2 separate regions of the Mus musculus genome follow, and region 2 is linked to region 1. A link is a loop called in an ENCODE intact Hi-C map of the cell type or tissue named here. Cell type or tissue: heart. All regions are shown on one strand. Each heading gives the region's core, and the rest is flanking DNA. Links, peaks and the distances in the headings are about the cores only.

Region 1 (9,968 bases), core at 1,375-9,374:
GGAGCCAAATATCAGTGACCATGGGCCTAGGAACAGGGATTCGGTTTACTCCAAACTCTGTATTCTGGTACAGTAACAGAGCAAGAACAATCAAATCATGAATCAAGTTCTTTTTGTTTTCCTCACTGAGGAATACGGAGTCTACGGCTGAGAGTTTAGAGGGGGAGTCTCTGCTGTGGTCTTCAGAGGTTACCTGGTGACACCTCTAGTCTCTAATTGATGGAAACTAGAGAACAGTTAGTATATCCCCTAACGACCTACCTGACAGTCACAAAGATGCTGGTGTGGATTGAGGGTGACAGAGTCTTTCTCAGCTCTTGCTGAGCTTAACCCAGAGTGTCAGAGTGCCCATCCATCAACACTCATCAAAAGCTAGCGTGGGCCTGGCTTCTAGGTTTGAGTCATTGCCTCACACCTAAGAGTAATGAGATGCAGGTATGGAGGGAGCAGAGGGAACACAGATTTAAGGAGCTGTGAAATGGATTCCTGAGAGTGCTGGTGGTGCTTGGAGGGACTCTGTCCTGACCTGCCAACTGGCCTCTTAAGACTTATGGCAGGGACTGGATGGGGACATGGGGACTGAAGTCATCTTTATTGAGACTGGCCATTCTCATATGGGGGGGGGCTGAAGAGGGAAGAAGTGGGACCCAGAGGATTCTCAAGAGGTCAGAGATGAGTGGCTTAAGCCCCATAAGGCTTTGGAGGGAGAGGGAGTAGGTGAGGAAGAGGGAGAGGGAGAGGGAGAGGGAGAGGGAGAGGGAGAGGGAGAGGGAGAGGGAGAGGGAGAGGGAGAGGGAGAGGGAAGGTATATAGCCTAGGTGATATAATCAGTGGGCTTTGGATGTTTGGCTATAAAGGGGTTTTGGGTGCTCCATCTCCAGGGATCCATCTGAGAAGTTGATAAGGGAAAAGGTGTGTCAGGCTGTGTGGTTTAGAGGAGGAGAAAGCAGAGGAGGAGGAGGAAGAGGAAGAGGAGGAGGAAGAAGAGGCAAGTCTGGGGTCAGGTGCATTGGGAGGGAAGAAACTAGAGGCTCCGACTTTGGCTTAGAGGTCTCTTCCCAGTAAGGAGGCAGAACAGGTTGGTACCACTAGGAAGGAGTGGGTAAGGGGACTACCCCTTAAAGATACAACTAAGTGGTGGGGTTTGGAGAGGTTAGTAAGACTTTCCTTCTAACCCTGACAATAGGAGAGCAAGAGAGGTGGGTTCCCCAAACTCAGGACTGAGTAGGTGACCCTGGTGTCCAGGAGGAAGGAGATGTGTTGCCCTAATTCTATGATGACTACCCGGGGCTTCCTGCAGAAGATGATGGTGATTCAGCCAAGGGAGTCCAGGCCTCCTCCTTCATCAGGTCTAAGAGGTCAGCTAGAGGGCGATTTAGACCTGATGTCCTCATGATGTGAGGGACATGGGGGCAGTCAACAGCCCAATATCCCTTTTAATGGCACCTTGGCCATGGTCAAGGTGGTTTACAAGAGCTCAGGCAGGCCTAGGCCCCTTGACCTTTCTCACCACATTTGAAACAGGGACCTGGAGGTTTCCGGGCTTTTGAAAGTGAGGAGGCAGCTGCTATGGCTGGCTGAAAGGCCTTAGCTGCCCTCAGGTAGTTTTGTTTTGGGGCTTTAAAAAAATTTTTTTTCTTGTGGTACACCTTAAAGGGCATGGCTAAAACTTCTGTCTGTGGAGTCTAGGTTTTTTTTGTTTTGTTTTGTTTTTGTTTTTGTTTTTGTTTTTTGTTTTTTTTTTTTGGTTTTTCGAGACAGGGTTTCTCTTTATAGCTCTGGCTGTCCTGGAGCTCACTTTGTAGACCAGGTTGGCCTCGAACTCAGAAATCCGCCTGCCTCTGCCTCCCAAGTGCTGGGATTAAAGGCGTGTGCCACCACGCCCGGCTATGAGTCTAGGTTTTTAAGTTTGTCCCTAATGTCAGGGAAACTCTGAGAGAAGTAGGTCATAAGGAGTAGTTCCCCACTGGGGGTCTCAGGGTCCAGATTTGTGTATTGTAGGAGGTCCTCTGTAAGGCGGTCCAGGAATTGAGGTGGGCGTTTGTGTTAGTGCTGGATGACTTCTTGGGTTTTCTCAGAATTTACCCCTTTTAGGATAGCCTTATGGAGACCAGCCAGGAGGCAAGTTATAAACTGCCCTCTAGCTCAAATGCCCCCTGGAGTGTTATAGTTTTATTTGGGATTCTGGTCAGGAACTGGCCCCAGCCCCATTTGGGTGGTTAGTGTTAGTTTGATGGCTTTTGTCGAGCAGTAGCCGGTTCCCAGACTTGCCTAAGCTCTTCAAGGAGAGGGCTGCTGGTCAGAATATTGTGAATGTCTTCGAAGGTGAGACTGTAAAATTGGGTGATATAGTGGAAGTCTTTAATCAAAGTGGAAGAGTTAGTAGTATAAGACCCAAGCCTCTTTTCTGAGAGATCACTTAAGAAAGGGATGGGTACAACCCTGGCGACCTCACCCTGGAAGGAGAACTGTGGCCAGGTTAGGGTGGGAAGATGAACATAGAGGGAGTGCCGTGGTGGAGCAGGAACGAGCAGCGGGAGGACTTGGGGCTGCTGGTGGCCTGAAAGTGGTGCCAGGAAAGGTTGATTTGGGTGACCTTGTGGGCCTGAGTACCAGAGGTTTTTTTTTTTTTTTTAAATTTTATTTATTGATTTACTTATTATATGTAGGTACACTGTAGCTGACTTCAGACACACCAGAAGAGGGAGTCAGATCTTGTTACGGATGGTTGTGAGCCACCATGTGGTTGCTGGGATTTGAACTTCGGACCTTCGGAAGAGCAGACAGGTGCTCTTACCCACTGAGCCATCTCACCAGCACCACCAGAGGTTTTCAATGGAGACCTCTGGCCAGGCCTGGTGCGAGGGTTCTGGCGAAGGGAAGCAAGTGCAGGCAGGGAGACGAAGTCTCAGCCATGCCTCCAGGCCACTCAGTAACCCCGAGCCGCCCTGCACTGAGTCAGGTCAGGCTGGACCGATGAGAAGCCGAATATCCAGTGAGGAGTGCGTTGGAACCTCAGGCAGCACTTCCGGAGAGCAGATCTCTTCCCAAGTGTTGCAGCACACCTTTAATTCCCTGGATAAATTTATATACAGTTGGGGGTGATTCAGGGTTCGACCATAGGTACCTCTCATTGGCTTGGACTGAAGTTTGGGGGAAACTTATTTGCACGTGGGAAGGCTTGGTGCTGTTCCTATGTGACTGATGGCCACACACCTCTCATGAGTGGGGTTGCTGGGGCGGTAACTTCTACGGGAGCCAGGGGCGCAGGAGACATGATCGAACATCTTCTGTCCCATGTAGGTAGAAATCACCACCCATAGGGTTCCTGGGTTCCAGACCTTTGGAGACCAGGCTGTCTGTGAGCAGCCCACTGCCCCAAATGACCTGTCACTGGGAGAGGAGAAAGGGAAACCGAAAGGGATGAAGGAGAGGGAGCTGTGGGTAGAGACTGATTGCGGGCAGGCACATTAGCTGCATCAAAAGTAGTTAAGGCATCATCTTGTCCAGACTTCATAGCTAGAAGGAGCTGAGTTGGGGAACCGGAAGAACAGAGAGAAGGCTTGGAGTGGAGGCGAGAGAAATCTTGGACAGAGAGAATCTCTCTCTCTATTTCCTTGATTGCTCACAGCAGTTGTGGATATCGAATAATATCGGCATCTGGGGTGCTATCAGGTGACCATTTTGATAGATTATAGATAGGGTATCGAGGTCAAGTTTTACTGCAAAGGTGCACAAGTTTAGGGCTTTTCAGTTCGGGTGCTGAGGGGGAATGAGAGGGTACGAACGATACTGCTCCCATGGATAAGAGAGGGGGTAGGAAGGAAAAATGTCACCGTAGTCTGTAGTCACAAGCATCCCCAGGATTCAGGGAGGACCAGAGGAAGACACAAGCCAGGAGGACCAAGTCGTTAAGTGGGTTGTCAGCACATCCAACAGGGGCCAGGGGCTTAGCCTGGCGAAACCTGAGGAGAGACTTAGTACCAGGGCTGTTGTAGCAGCCCAAAGGTGAGGATGAGAACTAAACTCTAGAGGGAGGGGAGGGGAGTTGTCTCATCCACAGGGAAGAATCAGAAGCAGGGTCACAAAAGCTACGAGGCCCTAGAGGGGCTGTGTATTTATGATCAGCTCTGAAGGAAAGGTAGGGAAAGAAGACAGGAAGGGGCCCAATAGCTCCTGTGGGCCTAAACACTGCAAGATTGTAGCTCTCAGGAGGAGGGGGCAGGTGAAGAGAGCCAGCCGTAGCCTCAAAGACCGTGGCTGGGGGTGTGGGGGGGTACCTCTGCCTCCAAGAGTACCAGAGGGGCGCCAAATAACTCAATAGCCACTTCCGCAGACTCAGGGAAGTGTTTGAACTGACCGAATGGGAAATTTACCTAATGCCGCTGGTGGATGGGGCCTGGGGGGCTGAGAGGGGAGGCGCTGAGCTATCCGTGAGTCAGAACGCCAGTCTGCTGCAGATGGACTGGAGGTGAAGGATGGGTCCCAATATGGCTCAGACCCCAAGGGGGTGCACAGACAGGAGGAGGAGCCTCTTCAGGTCAGGACACCATAAATGTTACAGTTCCGAGGGGAAAAGTGTCCTGGCAGATGGGAGCCAAAGAACAGCACAAAGTCACACCACACAACAAACCTCACAACAAGAGATTTATTCGGACAAAACACAAGTAGGTAGCTGCCTCTGCTCTGGAAAGAAGTAGCAAGGAGCAACGGAGCTGGAGGTGGACTTTTTAAGGGGTTTCTTGGGGAAGGGGGCGGGCACAGAGCTTTCCAGGATGAGGATTGGTGGGATTTGAAGTCCGGATCTTGGGGCAAGCTCAGGGGTTGGTGAGATTTGAAGTTCTGAGCTTAAGGGTTTTTTTTTTTTTTCTTATGGGGCGGAGCTTAACCTGCAGTTTTGGCCTATAGAACGTTTTGTAGGTGGAGCCTAGTGGTTGGAGGGCCTCAGGGGCAGGGCCTGGCCACTGGGTGCTCTTTGAGGGGCTTATATTTCCTATTAATACAGTCAGATTAATTTTTCAATGTGAATTCCAGGAAAATTTAAATGACAATGTGTGTCACATTTTATTTGTACTTGACATTCTCGTTAACAGATAGTTTCTATTTGATTTCTGTCAGCTTCTCTATTCAAAAGTTCTGGGGCCAAAGATCAAAGACAAAACACACACACACACACACACACACACACACACACATACATACACAAGAAAACGTTATTTGAAATTTAAAAATAATTGTCATCGTTTTCTTTACATTTGTGAATAATATATTCCTATGTACAGTTCATAATTCACATGACATAATTCACATAATGAACTAAATGCTAATCTCGTCATCCACCTGGAGTGAGCTTTACCTTCGGACAAGGGGAGCATAGCGGTCAACTCATGTAATCTCAGCGCTTTGGAGCCCAGGCAGAGGGACTGCCATGAGTTCGAGGCCAGCGTGGGTTTGTCTTGAAAAACAAAATACAAAACAAAACTGAAAATATTTCGCAGCAGCCACTTTTTGGGGTAGTCTGCCTTTCTCAAGTCATCGATTGGTGCTATCTGTGGCCAATCAAGGCACGATGATGGGGCGGGGACTGAGGGGCGGTCCAATCAGGAGCGCAGCCCGGGCACAGGGGCGGGCCTTGGCGGGTTCGCTAGTTCGCGGGGGCTTTGTCTCGCGCCATCTTTACATTTGATCGGTCAGTTGAGCTGGGGTGTCCGGGTGCCTCAGGCCAGTCAGCTGCCGGAGGCGGACGGGGGCGCCATGGTGAGTGCTGCCCGCAGGAACCGGCAGGGTTCCGGTTTCCTCCGCTTTGCCCTGTGCAGGCGGTTCGGCTCTGCGAGGCCTATGCAGGGCTGAGCCCACAGGCTGTCTCCCTAGGTCTTGACGTGGCTGAGCCGCCACACTCCCTGACTCTGCAGGGACACTTGTCCTCAGCCGCACTCTTCTCTTGGTCCAGACTCCGGTGCCACAGCTGCTGTGTCCGGTGTCTCACTGTCAAGCAGTGACAGCCCTGGATGCTGGAGCAGCCTGAGGTGTGGCGTGAGCCTGGGCTGGGGCATCTCCTGGCCTCCGCATTATCAGCAAGGCTCTTACTGTACTGGCTTGTGTGGAGAGTGTAGTGAGAGAGCACGTGCAGCGTCTCTCTCTTCCACACTGGATTCACGTCCTTTGCCGTAATGATGTATCTGCTCCCTATGGCTCTGGAGACACCTATTTGTGAAGTGTATGTACTTGGTAACCAACTGTCAGCTCGATGGGATTGACTGCTGCCTACATTAAAAACACACTCTTGGCTGTGTGAGGGCCGTTCCAAAGGTGACATTCCAATGACTCTGGCCTCATGAGTAGATTAACCCCTGCATTACTGGTGGGGCAGAGTTGTAGGAAGTTAGTCCTAAGTGTGGCTGTGGGTATCAAAAGAATCTGTGCCCTTCTTTACAATGGGGCACAGAAAAATTTCAAACTCCATTTAAAATCCCCATTTCCCCTAACATCGTAAAATCTCAAATAGAACTCAAAACAGTTAGTAGAACAAGTCAGAATTCCTGCCTCTTTGACTGGTCTGTAGCTATAATTTACATTATATACCACGGAATCTATAAGTTTCAAGTTGATACTCTTGGAAGTGTCTTTCTAATACTATGTCATGTGGAAGGAAGAAACTTAAGTTTTTATAAATACTGTAAATGGTATAGCAAAGCTTGTGTCAGTACTTGGTGTGTTGTGATATTGTCTAACAATTGTTTTGAAGCATTTTCCAGCATTTACTTTTATGACAGCAGAAAGTTTGAATTGTGTACTGGGGGCACTGCATTTGCCAAGAGCACAAGATGACAGTGACTCCTTTGCTGGAGACGAGAGTGGGGTGTTGTTCCTTTGAATTTTGCTTTAGTTCATGTGTGGTTGCAGTGTGTCCGGCACAGAGGTGGCTCTAAGTCACTCACATGGCATCTCCAACATTGCTTTATAGAGGAACTTGCAGCCTGACAGTGTGGAGAACTCCTTGAGTCAACTCCCCAGTCGATGTCTTGAAACTAGAAAGCGTAAGAGAAGCTACAAGAAGAGGCCAGTCACCTACAGTTACTGGAGACGGACCCAGCGGAATAGAGCAAGAAAACACAAGGCACCAGTAAAGGTAAATGGGGAACTAGAGAAGGTCATGTATGTGCGTGTTATCTTCCTTATTCCCTTGCCTTATCTAGAAACAGTGGTATGAAATTATAAGTATGCAATGTACTCTTTATTTAAACATGATTTAGTGTAACACACCATAGCAATCAACAATTGAAAATCCACAAGAGTGCCGTCCAGATGGATCAGTGGGTAAAGGACTCAGTCCTGACGACCTGAGTTAGATCTCCAGGACCCTTATGGTGAGAGGAAAGAACCAGGTCCCACAATTTGTCCTTAGACCTCTGTATGTGATGGAGAGATACAACATTGTGCTTGTAATTAATGTCACACTTGATTAAAATAATCAGCATTTCTATTTCCTGAGACTAGAAATAAGACATCTCCATCCTCACCGCCTCTGTTGTCACTGTCCTAGAGGTACTTTCCACAACCTTTGGCAGCAGCCTAGGCAGCACGACTAAGGGTCATGTAAATTGGAAGGAAGAGGGTCATAACCGCATGCGTTTGGAGATGAGCTGGCACTCCGTTCATTACAAATAGGACCCATGAAAAAGTTGAGCAAAATAACAGGGGTCAGAAATAAAATCAACTGTGTTTCTCTACACAAAGGAACAGTCCAGAAATGAAGCTGAACAATTCCAGTAGTTGATATCAAAAGCAGAATATTCAAAAATATTAAAAAAAAATCCAAATCTTAAGAAAGATGTTACGTCTTGATTGTGGAAGACTAGACTATATGGTTTGTTTTGGGGTTGTCAGATGTGGCCTCTTCAGATTCCCTCTTGGCTCAGGGGGGCCTGCACTTGCGTAGGAGGAGGTAGGGATTGTGTTTTTGTCGTTTACGTCATTACAGATTTCCTCAGAATGAGCCCTACACACTCAGATGTGTGTTAGTGTCTCCACTGCTATAGTTAGAAGAACGAAGTCCACAGAGGGGGCATCTGAAAGTGGAGCGGCAGGTACTGACCTCCCACTGTCCTTACTCCAGGACCCCATCTGCTGGACCAATGGGTATTTAAAGAGGGGGATCTGGGATCTGAGGCCCTGAGCAAGGAGGCTGGGGATTCCCTGGTGTGAGGGAAGGCGGCTCTGAGGAGTTGTATCTGAGCCTCTCCTGTGGTCCCCATGCACACGCTCTTTGGTCAAGCCAAGCTAAGTGGGAGATTGTAAATCCGATCATTTGGATTGACTACAAGTAGGTATTTGACTTTTTCCATCAGAGGTAGGGATGGCAAGCTTGCTGTGGACAGATTTATATGGCCAGGCTGACCACTAAAAGCAAATGCCACTTTATCTAAGATAGGGCTCATTGAAGGTAACTGGTTAAAAGGATGCTAATCCCTGACCTGATGGGACTAATGGCCTTTAAAAGAAGAGGGAGGGAGATCTTCCTCACTCACTGCACTGTGTGAGGACACCTCAGGGAGGTTGCCTGTATAAGCAAGCTGGGAGGAGCCTTGGCAGGCACTGAGTCAGCTGCTATCTGGATCCTGCAGAACAGAAAATGTAGTGTATATTATAGAAACCCAGAGCTGCCAATGCAGGGAGGGACCTGCACTGGGGCAAACAGAGCCAGAACTAATCACACCCTATTTTTGCTTCTTCAGTTCTCTATAAGAATTCTGAGATACATTTATGAATTTGATGCTTCCATTGCACCAAATTAGTTTATTTATCTCCAGAGAGTCAGTGTCTTTATGATTATAAAGTTATATTCCATGAATATGGTACTCTCTTTACTGATTTTTTTTTAGAATATCCCTCACCTTTTATAAATATTTTCACATGTGGAGTTTAATATTTGTACAGTTTTAATTCATTAAGATTTCTATTGGAAATGCTTTACTGGAGAGTCTCAGGTGTTTTTACTTCTAAATGATAAGGACATCAGAACCCTCATCTTTCTCTTGACATTTAACTTGGTTGGCACATCTTATATGGTGCTGGTGCTCAGAGATGTGGCTCTTTCTGAGGATGTTTGAGTTTTGTAGACAGGGTCTTGTCTTTTGCTAGGCTCAAAATTTTGAGTTGAGGAGAAATGTCTCATTACAGGGGTTGGTGTCATTTGAGGATGTGTCTGTGGACTTCACCTGGGATGAGTGGCAGGACCTGGATGACAGTCAGAGGAAGCTCTACAGGGACGTGATGCTGGAGACCTACAGCAGCCTGGAGTCCTTGGGTGAGTGAAGTCCCCAGCAGTATTACAAACACTTCCTTTGTTAGTAAGAACAGTAACCACATCTGAAGTTTGTTTAGCTACACATTGTGTGTGTGTGTGTGTATAAACCTACCTCCAGAAATTGGCAGGTCTATGCAGACATCTCACATCTTTATATTGCAAGCATTTAAATCCTCTATTAGCTATTTTGTGGCACGGGATCATTTTAAGCATGGTCATGCTTCTGTGCTGTAGAAAACTGAAAGTTACAGGGCTATCCAGCTGCACCCCTGCGTGCATCAACCGTCTTCTCTCTGTCCCTCCCTCACACACTCTCATCGGCATTGTCACCCGCTCTTGCTTCTATTTCTGTGAGTGCCAGTTTGTCTTCCACATATAAACAAGGATGTGCAATGTTTGTCCTTCCATGCCTGACTTAGTTAACTTAGCAAAAACGTCCTTCAGTTCCAACCCGAGATAAGTTTGGGCTTGTTAGTAAATAATATTCCCTTATACATTTTTTTAACAAAAAGATTTATTTATTTATATATTTTATGTATATGGGTACTTTGTCTGCATATATAACAGAAGATAGCACCAGACTGTTGGGAGTTGCCACGTGTTTGCTGGGAATTGAACTCAGGTCCTTTGGAAGAGCAATGAGTGCTCTTAACCACTGAGC
Region 2 (9,968 bases), core at 1,290-9,289, 58 kb after region 1:
CTACGAGAGATGCCCTCAGGGACCTCTTGTACTCTTAGACATGCTCTTCCTTTCAGGGTTTGAATATGGAATGTTCCCTGCAGGCTCACTCTTGTCAGCAGGTCATATAAAGTGTGTGGCGCAACTTTGAAGGCTGTGGAAGGTTTGGGAGGCTGAGTCTGGCTGGTAGAAGTAGACTAGAAAGGGGGTGTCTTGGAAGGTTATACCTGCCCTGGTTCCCACTTCTCTCTCAGGTTCCAGGTCTGCCACGGTGTGAACAGCGACTCCTCTTCACACTCTCACCTCCACTGACGGAGCCACTCCCATCTGCCATCATTGCCATGACAGCCATGAAGGACTGATACCTCTGAAACAATGAACCAAAATAAATTTTTCCTCTCCTAAGTGGTTTCTTTCTGGTATTTGGTCACAGCAAGACAAAAGTCATTAACAGCCTCCCTTACCTCCACTGAAGACTAATCTAAGCTCCTCTTGGTAATCAAGATGACTCTCAGCCAAACCAGCACTGTAGCTCCTTCCCACCTACTGCCTCGGAGTCATAAGGAGCAAAGTGCTCACGATAAAATCAGTCCCTCCAGCTGAGCAGACTCAAGGTTGTGGCTCCTTCTCAATACAAGTCAGCTAGGCCCGTGGAGCGTGAGGTCATGGGGAAGGGAAATGAACAATGGTCCCAGCAGCTGGGTGTGGTGGTGCACACATGTATGCCCAGCATCTGGGAAGCAGAGGTAAGTGGTTTGTGAGTTCAAGACCAGCATGGTTTACAGTGCAAGGTCCAGGCCAACTAGGGTTCCATAGTGAGGCCATGTCTTTAAAAAGGCCACACTGCTAAGTACTTTACGTATAGAGTCCTCTGATGACATTTAATAGGAGACACAATTACCTTTATCTCTTTCTACCATCCAGACAGCGTGTCAACCCTCCTGTTCCCAAGTGTGTTTGGTCTCAAGTTTTGAGTCCAGTGTTCCTTCTAAGCTACTGACTATGAGCCTGAACTACTGTGTAGGTTGGGCCAGTGCAGGCAAGAGTGCACGGTACTCTTCTCGCCTCTGCCTGCTGATTCCTAGACTCTGGCTTCTGTCTATGGGAAACGGCAGGGAACTTGTTGAGCCTGTAGAGAATCTTGTCCCAACCATGGAGGGGCTGAAATTTACTTGTTCATGTTTCCTGTGTTTAAAAAAATTATGTCCAGACACTTTTGAGCAAGGAATAGATTTTGCATGACCTACAAACTCCATGGAAGCAGTGAAGTGGAATTCATGAACAAGCTATGTACACTGTTCAGATCTGTGCTTCTGTTTCCCTTATGCTCTGTGGAGCGTTCTCATGACTCTATAATTAAATGGTGACCCACTGCCTTCTGTTTTCTCATCTCAAGTCCTTCACCATGCCTGCCTGTTGGCAGTATGGCTCATCAGCACTGGGCATCACCAGTGAGGAAACAGACCTTCCCTTCCAGTCTGGTAGAGATGGGAAGTTCCAATGTGAGTAAGAAAGTACCCATTTGTCTCTAGGCAACCATGCTCCCTCCCCATTCACTCATCACAGGCTGCCACTGGCTCAAGAATGAACAACAAACAAAGCCAGCTGGATTGCAGCAAATAACGTTAGACCTCAGGGAGCAGAGGAGGGAAAGCTGGGAAGGGAGTAAAAGAGAAGGGTCCAGAAAAAACAATCCCCCTTTCAGTGCAGTCATCAAGGACACAGGTAGGCTGGTACTAAGACCATATCCAAGGAACCACTGGAGGATGTGATTTCTGTTTTGACAAGGGGGGGCTTGACTTTGCAGATCAACATATGATCTGAAAGCTGATCGAGGGGTCAACACTACAGAGACATAGTTACCAAACTCCAACCAAAGTGCTGGACCCCAGAAGCCCTCTCAGATGGAATGAGTGGGGGAACTGAGTGGAACAAAGGCATAAGCTAAGCTATGATAAGGAGAAAAAGAAGTCAGAACAGAGGTGAAGAAAGCAGCAGTCACTCCCGGGCAGAAACCAAAACGCAGACCTTGGGGGGGTGGGGGGGAGAGAAGACGACGGGCGGAACTTTGCAGCATGGCGGAAGACGTTAAGTAAGGCAGCTGGCAGAGAAGTGTTCTCATTCAACTGTGATGAGGTGTTGAGAATCTGAACCAAGAGTCCAGTGAGTAGGAAAAAAAATGTAAACGGTAAAGACAAGTTATTACTAAAACATGCATGGACACTGTCACGATCTGCATATACACACAAGCAGAGAAAAATGCAGGGGAAGAAATGGAGGCCCTGCAGGACAATGTCTCCATATATTCTGGGCCTCATCTGACATAGGCGGCGTCTCCCAGAAGCTGTCTGGAACTATACAACTTTAACCAGCAAAGGAAAGTCCTTTAAACAGCTCTGAGTCCCAGCACTCGTGAACTGACACTGTGGAATGCTGTGTTTGTCTCCAGGCTGGGAATGAAGCTCCAGCCACATCACGCACGTCCATGGAGCCTACTTAGACGTCACAGAACATGTCAAGTTGGCACCTTCTCTTTGAGTCAACCTAAACCCTAAGACAGATCTGTGTCACCATGTCAGGGGAAACAGAGACCCATCTGCATGTGACTCTATCGTTCTCCAAAATGTGGCTCTGTCAACATATCCAGTGCTATCATCTGCAGGTCTCTATCTTACATTAACTTTATTCTTCCCTTCCAATTGTCAAAAGTCCTAAGACACAATGTAAAACAAGACATAACTATACAACGTACCTCAGATGTATCCATTGTCTTAACTCTTTCAGATCTGAGAGGACCATCAAACCACAGCTGGAAGAGAAGGCCAACAGAGAACAACTCACTAGATAATTCCAGTGTGCAAAGACAGTCACCAAGGGTGAAAAGCTACAAGACAACAAAAACTGCCACAATATTGCTGAAGGAGTACCATTCATTTTATTAAACGGTGGAGAATCATCAGTTATGCACAGGGTGATGGAAATATTTGCTGCTTGTCATTTCAGAACAACTTAGTTATTCTGAAATAAATCATGCAATGTTTTAAGGATGGGTGTTTAATGAACATTACTGAGTCACGGAAATTAAACTATAGAAAAATACTTAAGCCACACTGCTTAGCTTCCTGTCAGTGAGGTACAGTTTAGTACAAACACACATGGTACTTACTACACCATTAGCATACTGAGTAACACTCAGAAAACTAGTTTGACATATTTAAATTTTGTAGGAAAAATGTCTCATCCAATCAGGATGGTTTTCTCCCAAGACTACATCAGAAAAACTGAACACTGAGTGTGTATTTACTGCAGGACTTCAGGAGTGATGCTTCGCCATGGCTGGTCTCCCAGCTGTCAGGCCTTGGTGTAGCTCCCTCCCACAAATTCCCTTGCTCTCATCAGTGCAGCTACAATAGATGTGACCTGTACAGTTTTTAAAACGAGTTTTCTCAGGGGAACTGGCTGAGTCGACCACTTTTTCTACAGTTTGCCTCTACGCCGTTTTAAAAAAAAGAGTAGTAAGGCTCTTCTGAACACTCGAAGTAAAACTACCATAGGCTCCAAAGGAGCTGAAACCACAGGAAGACAGATGTGTTCCTCCATGAGCTATTGCTGTGTCATAGCTTTTCCCTCCAGACACAACAGGTCCCCACTGCCACGGAGGAGTAGAGATGCTCTTGATGATGAAGCAAGTACGCAGTAATGGCTATGTCTGTGTTAACTGTGGTCCAGCTGATTAGCACCCCAAAAGTCAGAAGCCCCTCACCTAGGTAGGGTTCCAGCTATCGCTTCCTTCTCAGCCCCCCCCACCCCGCCCCCCAGCTTCTCCAACCCTCGTCAATTGGTCAAAGGACTGACTTCTCAAATGCCTGCCTTCCTCTCTGATGAAGCCCTCACAATAAAAGATGACAGTGACAGTGTGCAAAGTCCTTATGAACTGCAGCGTGGGGACACACACTTGATCACCCGGTGGAGGGAGAGGTAAGTTCAGGAGCCACAGGAGATGGATGCAGGAATCAGGGCCCAATTAGGGGGCCCTGGGGCAGGACCAGGCTGAGCACAGCTTCATGGAGAGAGACAGGCGGTAAGCTCAGACCCGCGCAGGTTCCCAGCCTCGCACTGTCTGCACGCATAACAGCCGAGGGGATAAGGGCCGACCGCAGCCTGCTCCTGCCGATTCCCCAGAAGCTGCACTCACCTCGGTGCCAGATGTCAGCCTCCCGGTGCCTTTCACCGAAATACAGCGTAGAACCAAATAGCCAGGGGCGGACCTCGGCGGAAACCGGAAGCAACAAGGATGGCGGAGCCCAAGACAAATCGGGATAACACACCCCACTGCGGAGCATGAGCCTGATTGGGCAGATCCAGACCCTTAGTTATGATTGGATAGAATCCTTTGAGTGACAGTACACCTAACCAATCGTTGGTAAAACAAGGCTGACTGGCGGGTTCTAATTACCACTTTATTCTGTAACTTCGACTTTATCCATTTCATTCGGTGACATCATTAAGCAGGTTTCTTTATCTGGCTATTCCACTTAGTATGAGCTCCTTCAGGTTAATCTGTGTTGTCCAAAGTGACAGAGTTTCCTATTTTTGGTATGCATTTTATTGTGGATAGTCACATTTTCCCCCTACACCTATGGATGAATAATTTCCATACCTTGACTCCTATGAATAGTCCTACAATAACTATTACATGCAGAAATCAATAGCACACTGACCTGGACCCTTTTAATTATATGTTCAGAATTGGAAGTGTTGGTTGTTACAGTAGTTGCATTTTAATCTTTTTGAGGAACCTTCACATCTTCCATAACAGACATCCATCCATCCATCTATCCATCCATCCATCCATCCATCCATTTTATGTTTCTCATCTACACACATTCTCAACAACAATGTCAACTTTTCTGTTACTGTTCTGATAGGATCACTCATACAAGTGGCATCTTATTGTGGTTTTAATTTGCATTTTCCTGGGATTTGATGATATTAAAGTTTTCCCATTAGCATACACACTTAGCCCCAATTTGGCCAGTTTATATTTTATATCATACACATAAAACCATATAGAACTTTTCCTCAAAAAGGTAATATCCACTGTATTCTTTCTTATAACATATACCTTAAAGTTTATTTGTTGTTCAAAGTATCTCCATAGCAGTTTCATTCAGATATAATATATTTGAACAAAGTCACATCACCCCCATTTCTCTTATTTGTTCTGCTTTTCTCTTGACAAACTTCTGTTACTCTTTGTAAACATTTCCCTCTATTTTCAATACCTAGAAACACTTGCTGAGCCTTCAGACGACCAGCCCAGAATCTACATGGGAGAGCTTAAAAGCTAATATAATGGCACTTCCAGAGAATCCAGTGCTATCTGTCTTTCATAAACACACACACACACACACACACACACACACACACACACACTGTACTCTGACACAAAGCACACAAATAAAACCGAGTTTTCACTTCCGAGAGAAATCATGCAACATTTGTTCTTCTGAGTCTGGCCTTCCTTGCTTGTGCATAGAGATGTCCAGTTCCAGTGTTTTCATTAAACATGTCTATGTCCTGCATCCATTTCAGCTTACATGTAGGCAAAATGTTTTGCCTAATTTTAACAATTATTTTAAAAAGTATTTACTTGTATGTGTATGCACACTGTGTAGTGCACAAGCCTTGGAGGTGAGAAGAGATGTCTGACTTAACAGATGGTTGAGGGCTGCCATGTGGGAGCTGGGAATATGTTCATTTTTATAAAGTGAAATAATTATGGATTTGATCAAAAGAGTGTAAGAGAAGGGAGCTCACCTGCTGCTGAACCCTGTCTTCCCTTCTTTTTCCTGTCTGAAGACAGTGTTTCTAGTAGCAGTGGTATGAACAGGAATGGCGCACATCGACTAGTGTGTGTGAATGCTTGGCCATGGGGAGTGGCACTCTTGGGTCCTTATTAGAGTAGGTGTGACCTTGTTGGAGGAAGTATGTCACTGTGGAGATGGGCTTTGTGGTCTCCTATGCTCAAGCTAGGCCTAGTGTGGCAGTCTCCTTTTCCTGTCTGAGGAGCAAGATGGAAAATGCTCAGCTTCTTCTCCAGCACCATGTCTACCTGCATGCCGCCATGCTTTCCACCATGATGATAATGGACTAAACCTCTGAAAAGTGTAAATGAGCCTCAATGAAATGTTTTCCTCTAAAAGCATTGCCATGGTCCTGGTGTCTCTTCACAGTCATGGAAACCCTGACTAAGACACTAGTGAATGAAGATGCAGTTCTGTAGAACTTTCCCTCAGAGTGACAGATGTCTCCACATGGAACAGGCTGTTTCTAGTGTTTGAGCCGTGGTGCAGGACCAGGCACAGCCCTTGTGGGCTTCTGTGATCCACTTCACATTCTGAGCACCATCCTTACATTATCAGATCACCTCATAGTCCATGTGTGACAAGGTTCAATGGGAATGCAAGGATCTGTACCCAAGCCTGGGAAGGGTAGGAGTAGAGGTACAAAAAGAATGCTCAAAATACATCTTAGTTTCAGGGTCATGACACATGGATCTACAATCTAAACAACCTGCCTGTATCCTAGCCATCTTATCCATTCATAAAATTGTGATACAAAATGTATCATTGAAAGGTGGGGGCCACTTCTCCAAGGGGGAAGGCAGTGAGTAGGCTAGTTAGAACAAAGCTTCTTGTGGCTTATTTGAGGTAGAAAGTTTGTATGTCTACCTGAGATATGGTTCTTTAAGCATTGAGACAATCTCAATGTTTGCTTCTGGGGCAGGGATTTGATAAGGAATGGGTCTAAGTTGATATGTTCCTCTAGACCACATAAGCGAAGAAAAACAAGGACAACAAATGACATCAGATGTGATCATGGGAGAATCTGTATCCTTGTATGTTTTTTCTCGAAAAGTGAGTCTGATAGTGTCTCACTGTGTTTCTGCTGTTTTTCTGGTTGGCATGTATGTGTGTATGGTGTGCATGCATGAGTGAATGCATGTTTGCATGTGTGTGAGTGTGTGTATCGGTGGATGGAGGTATTTACCATCTGAGCCTTCTTGCGAGCCCACACATTCCTCAATTCCTCAACTTTTAGTTTGTGTGTATTTATATATTTATTTAAATGGATAGATAGAAAATAATTGCATCTTTGAAAAACTAATATATATATATGGCAGGGTATTATTCTGTAGTCCTGGGTGCCCTAGAACATACTATTAGACCAGGCTAAATCCCAAATTCACAGAGGTCTACCTGTCCTTGCCTCCAAAATGCTAGGATTAAGGGCATGATCAATATTGTACAGCTACTCTGTCTTTTAACAGTCTATTTCGATAATTTATACTTAAAATAATTATTGACCAAATTAGGTTTAACTATCATATTTGTAAATGTTTCATAATGATTTTCCACTTCTCCTTTTGTCTTCCATTTTTTCTTTTGTTCTTTTCTTTTAGCACATCAGTTATACGTGTTCTTGAGTTTTCAAAATGCTTCTTTTCTTAAAAAAATAACTTAGGCCAATTTTAAAACAACACTCTAGGGCCACTTTGTGTGTAATACAGACACATAAGAGAATATCCATCCCACTTCCTCCAAATTAGAGAAAACATCACCAACCAGGAAGCACTAGTAATGAATTGTGTGCCTTCACATTCTCCATGTCGATTTGATTCTGTCAGATTGACTACCTGGGAAAGCATGTTTATTTCTGTATAATGTGATAGCAATCTAAGACAGGGAAATGGCCACACACTATGGTTATTTAACATCACAAATTATGGTCAAATCTCGTATGAGAAGAAAGTTAATTTTCATTTATTTTAAATGTAAGATTTTAGATGTTTGAGTTGAGATTCAGTGTCCAACACTATTTTCAGTTTTGAGAAACAAACTATAATAAAGAACCGAAGATCCTGATCTGGAGTGCCATGATTGTCACAAATTAAGAATCAGAACCCAGCCTTCCTTCTGAGCAGGACACTCTTGTGAGTCCTCCCAATGAGCACCACACTTTGAAAGCTGAAGCAGGAAAAAAGTTCAAGTTCATTCTTGACTACATACTGAGTTTGAGGCTCCTGGGATATTTGAAGTCCTGTGTTATAATGAGAACCAAGAGCCCAGAGAGATGGGCGAGAGCATCAGCTGCTCTCCCAAAGGAGGGTAGATTGATTTGCAGCACTTACACGGAGCGTCACAAGCATCTGTAACTTCATCTCCAGGAACTGAGGCTGTCTTCTGATCTCCACTGACCCAAGGCAAAAAATAGTGCATGGACACGTATGGAGGCAAAACACACATTCTCATAAAATAAAAATAAATTAAGGAAAAGAGAATTAAACCAAAAACAACAGCAAAAGAGCAATCCTAGCAGTGTATGGGAAAAGGCTGATTTGAGTGAATTTTTAATTAGAAAGGAATTGAAGTATTTCACTGAAAACAGAAGGACAGATTCCAACTATAAATACATACACCCAAAGGCAAAGCCCAGAGCCAGGAGACAAATATCTATGAGGAAAAAAATCACATTGGTGAGCCTGTTGGGAGACAGTGAGATTGGCAGTGAGAATGGCTGTTCCTGAAGTGTGCAAAACCCACAAGGCACATCTGAGAATCGTGGTGACAAGGCTTAGCACTGACATAGGACACTCCCTCTTCTGGGTCGGCAAAGACCTCCAGTGGAAATCCAACAGGTGTATGGTATTCACAGCAAAAGAGAGGCAGAGACACAGGATGTGGTTATGGAGAGCAAGTCTGTTCCACAAGGGGACTTGCCACTCACTCAGTACACACAGTGCTCCTGAGAGTTCTGCCATAGCTCCAGAGCCTGGGATGAGGGTGCCAATCAGCCCCAGCTGGCTGGACATCTCCTTGTGTACAAATCCAGGTTCTGCAAACAGAGACGAGAAGGAGAGAGTGACTGTCTAGGCCACCATGTAGTATAAAACTGGGTATCTAGAAAGCAGGTCAGTTGAACACGATCTAGCAAATAGGTTCGTCAACTGAATATAGATCAGACAACTCTGGTGGCTGACAATTTTTTTCCTCATATTTCTATCTCAAGAATCTATCTAGGTATAAATTTTTCATGTGATGTAAGTCATTCATTTTGGTTATTTTAGAATATTCTGAGCTGAGACTCATTTTTTTTAACGTTTCTATGTATATCATAATCTATATGTAGGTAAGTGCACATGGGTCTAGGTGCCAATGGAGGTCCAAAGAAGGTATAGAATACATTGGAGATAAAATGTCACTGCAGGGACTGTGGTGGCTTCTGGCATGCTCTGGTACTGGTTTTATGAGCAATGTCAAGGGTCCCAGGAGGGGAAAAGGGTGCTTGTGAATGAAACACTTGGACCCAACAACAGCCTTCAGAGCCACACACTGTAGGCTTCAATGTCTCAATACTTTCTCCCACAGTAAAGTTTCTGTAGAGCAAACTTCATATCTTTGTTCCTCAGACAATAGATAACTGGATTAAGAGATGGTGTGACTACAGAGTAGAAAATAGATGCCAGGGGATCCAGGGTCGGGGAGTACTGAGAGGCAGGCCTCAGATACACAAAGCTTCCAGTTCCATAAAACAAGATGACCGTGGTCAGGTGAGAGGAGCAGGTAGAAAAGGCTTTCCACCTGCCTTCTACTGAGGGGATGTGAAGAACTGTGGCCACAATGCCAATATAGGAGACCACTGTGAGGGCGAAGGAGCTCATGATAATGCAGCCAATGACAGCAAAGCCCACCTCCTCATTGAGATGGTAATCAGTGCAGGACAGTCTCATGACTGGTGGCATGTCACAGAAGAAGTGATCAACAACATTGGGTCCACAGTAGGGGAGGGAGAAGGTGTTAAATGTATGGAAGGCTGAGTAGATAGCCCCACCCACCCAGGCAGTGACCACCAATGCAGAACAATATTTGTGGCTCATGATGGTTCCATAGATCAGTGGTCTGAGGATGGCCAGGCACCGGTCATAA

What was found. Peaks named below come from ENCODE experiments on the same cell type or tissue, not always from the same donor. Only the 100,000 strongest peaks of a DNase experiment are listed, where the experiment ranks them.
Region 2: a loop joins it to region 1, with 2.4 times the contacts of the local background. A loop is called at or near these places in 2 of 42 quality-filtered maps.

The regions. Positions count from the first base shown.
Region 1 is chr11:58,899,904-58,909,871 of GRCm38, reverse strand. It overlaps Zfp39 (zinc finger protein 39), which reads left to right and starts at 5,647. Exons shown (of 5, transcript NM_011758.2): 1 at 5,647-5,757; 2 at 6,965-7,129; 3 at 9,181-9,307. The coding sequence starts at 5,755. It overlaps Gm12257 (a long non-coding RNA gene), which reads right to left and starts at 5,526. Exons shown (of 4, transcript XR_879896.2): 1 at 5,357-5,526; 2 at 4,377-4,583; 3 at 3,217-3,965; 4 at 2,800-3,075. In heart, for the core only: a CTCF peak has its summit at 5,763; DNase peaks (open chromatin) are centred at 4,401, 4,811 and 5,671; H3K4me3 peaks cover 2,054 bases; H3K27ac peaks cover 1,233 bases.
Region 2 is chr11:58,841,466-58,851,433 of GRCm38, reverse strand. Gm12258 (predicted gene 12258) reads right to left here and starts at 4,272. Exons shown (of 5, transcript NM_001372581.1): 1 at 4,175-4,272; 2 at 2,732-2,788. The coding sequence starts at 2,746. Olfr311 (olfactory receptor 311) reads right to left here. Exons shown (of 1, transcript NM_146537.2): 1 at 9,392-9,968. The coding sequence ends at 9,392. In heart, for the core only: no CTCF peak of the experiment used is centred there; a DNase peak (open chromatin) is centred at 4,313; H3K4me3 peaks cover 1,465 bases; H3K27ac peaks cover 755 bases.